Linked DNA regions of Homo sapiens: region 1 is linked to region 2. The links are chromatin contacts, found by Hi-C or POLR2A ChIA-PET in ENCODE. All regions are on one chromosome and are shown on one strand. Each heading gives the region's core, a stretch centred on a gene start or an enhancer-like site at or near the end of the contact. The rest is flanking DNA. Distances are from core to core; before and after follow the strand shown.

What was found. A loop is a pair of places that touch in the nucleus more often than their neighbours do. ChIA-PET counts read pairs that join two places held with the same protein, here RNA polymerase II (POLR2A). Pooled maps may share reads with other maps.
Region 1: a map of CD8-positive, alpha-beta T cell shows a loop between it and region 2 (2.6-fold over the local background). The contact joins two enhancer-like sites. A Hi-C loop is called at or near these places in 1 of 168 maps with a recorded cell type or tissue (CD8-positive, alpha-beta T cell) and 6 of 50 pooled maps. POLR2A ChIA-PET finds 5 or more read pairs at or near these places in 1 of 52 experiments (PC-9).

Annotation. Positions count from the first base shown.
Region 1 is chr1:59,004,165-59,007,844 of GRCh38, reverse strand. No RefSeq gene overlaps it. Among named protein-coding and RNA genes, the nearest start is that of LINC01358, 14 kb to the left of the region's middle. RefSeq lists enhancers at 1-17, 2,222-2,421. Within about 2 kb of position 2,349, at least 2 of the 41 ENCODE cell types and tissues checked have a DNase peak (open chromatin) inside an H3K27ac peak, as active enhancers do; they include CD8-positive, alpha-beta T cell, where a contact is called at or near this core.
Region 2 is chr1:58,940,433-58,944,323 of GRCh38, reverse strand. No RefSeq gene overlaps it. Among named protein-coding and RNA genes, the nearest start is that of LINC02777, 38 kb to the right of the region's middle. Within about 2 kb of position 2,428, at least 5 of the 41 ENCODE cell types and tissues checked have a DNase peak (open chromatin) inside an H3K27ac peak, as active enhancers do; they include CD8-positive, alpha-beta T cell, where a contact is called at or near this core.

The DNA.
Region 1 (3,680 bases), core at 1,100-3,599, 64 kb before region 2:
TTTGGTGAATCACCTGCCATTGCGTTTTCCACCAATGCAGGAATGGCAAAGTTCTGGAACTTTTACTTAAAGATCCACCATTCCTCAAGAAGACCTATAGCCTCCACGGAATACCCTATCCCCTCTTCCTCTAGAGATTTTACTACTGCTACCGTTACTGGTTTTCCAGAGTCTGACAAATTAAGCATTTATAAGAATTGACTCAGTGACCGCAGAGCAACAGAAAGAGGATGAGTTTTAGAGTCCAGAGACCTGGGTGTGAATTTTAACTTTGCTCCTGACTAACTGTGTAACTCTGGACAAAAGGCTTATATAATTTTGGGCAAGTTACTTAACATCTATGTTAAATGTATGCCTGCCTTGTTTTTGGGATTCCTGAAATGGATATAAATGGTCCATAACTCATGGAGCTGTGGTGAAAATTAAATGGAAAAAAAAATGCATTTGAAGCCCCAAGTACACAGTAGGTACTCAATAAATGGTAATTGGTATCGGGTAAGTTCTCAGCATGACTAGTTATGATCAAGAAAAAGAAGGCTCATGCAGCGCGGACTTGGAAGTGGGATTTGATGAAGGGACAACAATTTATAGGGATAGGGACAGAGCTAAGGAAACCAATGAGAGATGCTGAAGCACTCAGAGACTTGCAACACCAGGGAACCATTGCTACCCTGAATCTGCAAGGACAGGAAGAGGGTGAGATGTTGCTGAAGCCATGGAGGAGGGGCTGCTGGCAGGAACTACGGTTGCAGAGGAACCCGGCCACTGGCAGACCCTGGCACAGAAGCAGGGAAAGAGCTGGAGGAAATTCCCAACCTCTTTCTCCTCCCACCCTTTAATCTCTTGCCGATGCCTACCACTGGCTAAACCCAACTGGAAGATAGGAGGCAAAGGAGTCCCCCGAGGCAATCAGGGGCATTAACCTCTCTATGGCACAGTGCAGATGGCACAGTGCAGACCAGAGAACAGATCTGGTTGGGAAGGGGGTACAAATGGAGAATCACCAGGTCAGAGAGAATTTATTGTGATTCACATATTGGCTAGTATTAGTCCACCCAAACCATGAATAAATCTCCTGCAAAAATCCTAAAGTGCTGACTGTGATCACATCACTTCAGGTGTAAAAAAGCACATTGGACTCTAGTGCCTAAAGAAATGAGCTCCCTTCTCACCAGGCATCCCGGCCCAGGCCCTCTCTCCCAGCTCATCTCCTGCTTCTCCCCTTCTTACATTCTCTGGAATGCACATGCCCTGTCATGCTTCCCTGCTTTCCACTTACAGTTCTGTTTGAAACTTTCGACGGGTGAAAATCCTCACCAATCCTCTGCCCCCATCTTCCTCTGATTGGCCAACTTCTCATCCTGCAACAATCAGTCCAGTCATCACCTTCTCTGTGAAACATACCTAGCCAGTCCTTCTCTGTGTTCCCATACCTCTAGAAGCAGCAGAGAGTTATAAGCAGGGCTATTCCTGGTTGCCCTAGTTTCTAGCTGCATTGTGTGCTTGCCACTTAATACTCTTGGTGAGTCATTATCGTCATCTATAAAGTGGGCTGATAATAGTGCCCACCACATAGGGTTTGCCTAGGGAAAAAATAAGTCCATATATACAAATCAATTAAAGCAATGCCTGGCATATAGTAAGTATGTAGTAAGAATAAATATTGGCTAACTTAGTTTTATTTTTTTATTACCGTTTTGTCATAGTACTTAACTCACTGTAGTATAATTCAAGGTTTATTTTATTCCACCATTGATTCTGTGAGCAACTCAAGGTTAGAGTCTATGTGTGTATTCCCAATGCCTGGCATAGTGTTTGACACATAGTAGGTGCTCAGTAAATGTTGAATGAGTGAATGAATTAATAAATGAATACATGAATGATATGAGGACTCAAAGTGAGTTTTTGGAATCTGGTTTGAGTTTTCATGTGAACCACACTATATGCCTTTTCTCAAGAATTTGAACAGTGAAGAAGTCAGGTCTAAAAACATTAAGCCCCTGAAGACTGAGATGGGGCCACCCAGCAGGACAACTCTCCTGTAGGCCTAGTTTGGGTGGAACCCTGCCCTGAGCAGCCAGCCAGTTTCTAATCTAATTGTGTGATAAAAGAAACACCTCCTCCACCCTTCACACTTCCTCCTCCCACATTAGAAACCAAGAGTAATGATCTGCATTTGTGCCAGAGCCCCAGCCATCACTGGGGAAGACACACATGTTCCCCTGTTCAGGCAAAATCATCCTTAGGACATGCCAGGGTGGAGGGGTCTGATCAGATAATCCAGGGTTCTGGGATGTTCCAGGGGTCAACTCAGTCCTGAGAGCAGGTGTGTGCTTGGGGAGTGGAGGACACAGAACCTCTGCTCTAGGCCCTCAGCATCTGGACACACTTCTGGACTTCTAGTACTCCTTCCTCACTTCCATTGACTCATTTACTCTCTTACCTGTTTCCTCCCATCACATCCCATCATATTCAGTTAAGATAAAAGGCAAAATCCTGTACAGCCCTGCATGATCTGCCCCCTGGCAACACCTCAGCCCTCATTTCCTCTGCCATCCCCCTCTCTTACCTACAGCAGGTGAGCAAACCCCTTAGCTGGTTTTGGCTGAGCAAACACACTTGCTATTTCCTTGCTTGGAAGTTTCTTGCCTTAGGCATCCTCTTGGCTCTATCCTTCTCCTCATTCATTCATTAGCTCTTTTATTTAACAGACAATTAAACGTTTTTGTTAAATTTTAAATTTTTACTTTTAATTGTTGAAAAATGGACATAAAACTTACTATGTTAACCATATTTAGGTGTGCAATTCAGTGGAGTTAAGTTCATTCACACTGTTGTGCAACCATCATCACCATCCATCCCCAGAACATTCTTCATCTTCCAAAACTGAAACTCCATACTCATTAAACAATAACTCTCCATTTCTCCTTTTCCCCAGCTCCTCACAACCACCATTCTGCTTCCTGTTTCTATGAACTTGACTACTCTAGGCTCCTCATAGGAGTGGAATTATACAGTATTTGCCCCCTTTGTAACTGGCTTATTTTACTTAATATGATGTCCTCAAGGTTCATCCATGCGGTGACATATCTCAGAATTTCCTTCGTTTTTAAGGCTGAATAATATTTCATTGTATGTATAGGCCACATTTTGTTTATCCATTCATCTGTTAATGGACACTTGAGTAGCTTCCACCTTTTTTCCATTATAAATAATACTTCTATGAATGTGGGTGTACAAATATCTGTTCAAGTCCCTACTCTCATTTCTTTGGGGTATACACCCAGAAGTAGTATTGTTGAATCATATGGTAATCCAATATTTTTTGATAAACTACCATACTGTTTTGTTCTGTAATTGCACCATGTCACATTTCCACCAGTAAGGCACAAGAATTCCAATTTCTCTACATCTTCATTAACACTTGTTATTTTCTGTTATTGTTCTTTTTGATGGTAGTTATTCTATTCTAATGACTGTGACATGGCATCTCATGGTGGTTTTTAACAGACTATTTTTTGAGCACCTACTATGATCCAGGTCTAAACTGAATGATTGTCAGAGCATGCAAGTAAAATCTAGTCCCTGCCTGCCAGGAAGGGAGAGGGCAGAAAAATAAACCAGAAGTGAACCATATGTGAAACTGAGCCCCTTACTGATATTCTCTCATTTGATCCTTA
Region 2 (3,891 bases), core at 1,179-3,678:
CTTCCACAGCCTCTCATGGTATTTGTCAGATGAATGAACAAATGAAAAGAGAAAAGAACACACTGAAGAGTTCTGTCGCAGCTGAGGCTGCCCTGGGCTGAATATGTCATCTTCTTCCAGAAGCCATGGTCCTCCTCAGTGCCTTCTAAGGCAAGCCACACGTGGGGACTTTGGCTTTACAGGGTATGGCCTCCAATCATCCCCCAGGGGAACTGCCCTGCCCACAAGCCCAGCCATGCTCTTCCAGCATGTCCCCCTAAATGCCTTCTCCTCCACTACGAGGCCCTTCCTGATAAGTACCTCGGCCCTCCAGGCCCTCTCTGACTCTCAGTCACCTTTCCATCTCTAGCCTCACCCTGCCATGTGCCTGGTGAGTCAACCTGGGAGGAAGTCTCCAAAGTCTCCCCTCAGCTTCTGCCCTTGGGCAGAGTGGGGCCCAGAACGCCTCTTCCAGAAAGTTCCCTGACCCACTCCTTTCTAGTGTGGGAACTCAGTCCCTTCTGTCTGCCCCCTTAGCACCCTGTACTTACCTATATTGTGTTTCAGTGCCTGATTCACTTGTATATCCTCCTACTGGACTGTGAGCCCTTGAAGGAAGGAACCAGGCCCCTTCTTTCTCTGTATCCCAGTGCCAGACCCAAGAGGAAGCTCAGGAAGCACTCACTGACTGATTGACTGGATAAATTTATTTAATAGAACTCAGACCATGTTCTGTGATAATAATAAATCCTCATATTTGTATAGCAATTTGCAGTTTGCAAAGCAATTTCCCATTCATGATCTTATTTCACAACAACTCTTCAAAAATAGCAACTCATTTATTCATTCGTTCATTAACTCATTCACTGACGCTGTGTCAGGCACTGTTATAGGCACTGGAATGCAGGTGCAAACAGAACAGACAACTATGCCTGCCTTTGTGGAGCTTACATTCCTACAGGAGGGATCACCATGTCTATTTTACAGATGGGCAGACAGAGGTTAGCTCTGGGAGGCTAAGCAACCTGGACAAGGTCACAGAGCTTACAGGTAAAAGACCCCCCAATCAGGATGAGGGATGACTGATTCCAAGTAGAGGGAAGACATTTTTCACTGCGGTTACCTCAGGGATTGTGGGCTTATCCATGAGGTGTCTTCTGTCTCTCTTTCTCTCTCTCTAAGTTAACAACAAATAAAAGGAAACTTGGCAGAAATCCACACCCTGGGACTACCTTGGAACTCCTTTCCTTGTCTGATGTGTGTGTTTAACAAAGATGTGAGAAATACCTGCCAGGTCTCTTCGTGCTGGAGCCAAGAAGACAGAAGCCACCCAGCATTGTGAGCACGTCTGCTTGTGTGCAAACCCGCAGGCATTTTTAGCAACTTTGGGGAACATAAAGAAAGCTGTTGGTTTTGTTTGCACATATTTTTTGCCTCTGCAGAAGGCTTCTCACCAAGCGGCAGCCTCAGAGTTGCCTTCTATTTGATCTTAAGACACACAGAGTCATTACAGCTCACTAGCTGAGCTACAGTTGGCAAACTGCTTAACCTGCTCTTACTTCTGTTGTTGGGAAAACGAATCTGATGATAAAAGTCTCTGCCTCTCAGAGTGGCTGTGGGAATTAAATTCAGAAATGCCAGCCTGCCTGTGAGGCTTTGAGACTGGAAGGAGGCAGCTTGGGGAGGAGAAGGCCTTGTTAGAATCTGAAGGAGCTGGGATTCCAGTCCATCAGCTGCAGAACCTTTGGCAGGTAACTTAATCACCTTCACTCCTCCAGCTTCAGTTTCCTTCATCAATGGGAATATTAGTACATATCCCAAAGGCTTGTTATGAATGTCAGCAATAATGGATATATAGTGTCCAGCACTGAGCCTCCATGTAATTATTGTCTAGTAAATGGCATGTGGTGTGCATTATCGTCATCATTATTGTTATTTGTATGTGGGTGGTAAGGTCAAAAAGGATTTTAGAAATTTGAGGCTAAATATGTTGAGCCAAGTATTATGTCTTATGTATGCCTGTATACCTGATGCTCAAAACTCTACCCAGCAGCTGGCAACTGCTCAGTAAAGTTTGAAGAACTGGATTAGATGAAGGAGGAGGAGACCAAGTCCCTCAAAGTGGTTAGCTCAGGCTTGAACAAGAACATGTGTTTACCACATATTTACCATGTGGCACACCTTTGTCTTTACTTGTGTTTGCTCCTCATAGAGACTCACAAGGCAGGTATCATTATTATCCACAGTTTACAAATTAGGAAACGGACACTAAGTCAACAAATGACCTGCTCAAGGTCACACTGTTAGTGGGTAGCAGAGCGAGGGCCGGAACCCAAGAGAGTCTGACTTCTGAGTCCACACTCTTAATAACCTCTGCCCTGCACTGCCAGGAAGGGTTCTGGTTTGAGGTTTCCTCTTATTCTAACCTAGTTGATTTCCTGGCCCTCTGGTTGTTTTTGATGTTCTATGCCAGCAGGAAGAGCAAACCTTCTCTCCCCATAGCAGCTAAGTAAGTGATCTGCATGGCCAGCCCATGTTACTGTTTTGGTGTATTTGTGTTCTAATTTTCCCCCATAACAGTAGGCACTGGGAATGAAAAAGGAGACAGCCATCACCTATCTATCCCCCAGGAGGGGATAACCTCCTGGGCAGTCCCATCTCCCCGGAAGCAGATGTTACTTCCTGCCACCACAGGGCACAGGGGTTCCTACCCATGCCCCTCTCCTGGGAAGCATGCCCTGGAACATAGAGCTGAAGGAGAGGACAGACTGGGTGAACCTGCCCCAGAGACCCCCTAACCAGGGGCTGGGAATGAGGAGATGCCAAATCCCACCTCTGCTCCTAACTCTGCAGCTGCTTCATTTAGGATATCACAGTGGATGTTTCCAACAGCCTTCTGTGCCGTCTCATGTCTAGCTGTAGAATCATGTCTCCTCAGTGCAGAGAGGGGAAGAGGCTTGCCCCCAATCACACAACAGTCCTGGTGGAGGAACCAGGACTGCCGTTTTTGTCATTCCCAGGCGCACGACCCTTGTATAGTGTGATACCAGAGATGGAGATCAAATGCCAAAGGAGTTGTTTTAAGGACTATATCAGTTCTGTTTTGGAGTGGCACGAAAACATGGCAGCTCAGAGTTCCATTTCTAAAGTCAGAGCAGCTGGAGTCTGAATTTCAGCACTGCCCCTAGTTTAGGGACCTTGGGCAAGTCACATAATGTCAGCAAGCCTCCAAGTGGAGGAACTGGTACCCCTGCCTCACAGGCTGCTATGAGGATTAGTTAATTGAGTTCATACAAGGCCCTTAGCCTACTTCTTGGCAAACAGAGAGAGGTCCAAACATATTAGCTTTATTTCTTCCTTAATTCTCCAAACATGTATTAGATAGTAAAATGGGCATTTTACAATATTTCATTCAATATTCACAACAAGACTCTAAGGAATTAAGATATCCACTGAATAGATGAGTAAACACAATGTTTGAAAGGTTGAGTGACTCCTCCAAGGTCTTTTAGTTAGTAATTGGAGGTCTGAATTCTCTGACTCGAGTCCTTATTTTCTATGCTAGTTCATGGAGGCATTTTGTGTTGTTTCATTGTTTTGTTTTGTTTTAACACAAGGTTGGGGTAGATGAACTAATATTATCTTGCAAGTTGACATAAAATGCCCATGTGTGAGATTCCTGTTATTAACTCCCATAGTGCCTGCCTTCTATCTCTCCAAGCTTGGTGCACTTAGCATCTGCCTCATTAAAAATGTATATTCCAAGGCCCTGTCTCCAGATCCACTGAACCAGAGTTTCTGGGTGCAGAGCTGTTTACCAAGCTCTCCAGATGTTTCCAAAGTACTCTTAAGTTTGAGAACCACTTCCTTTGGGAGTCAATAATCCAATAAGCACTGATTGACTGGAAGAGG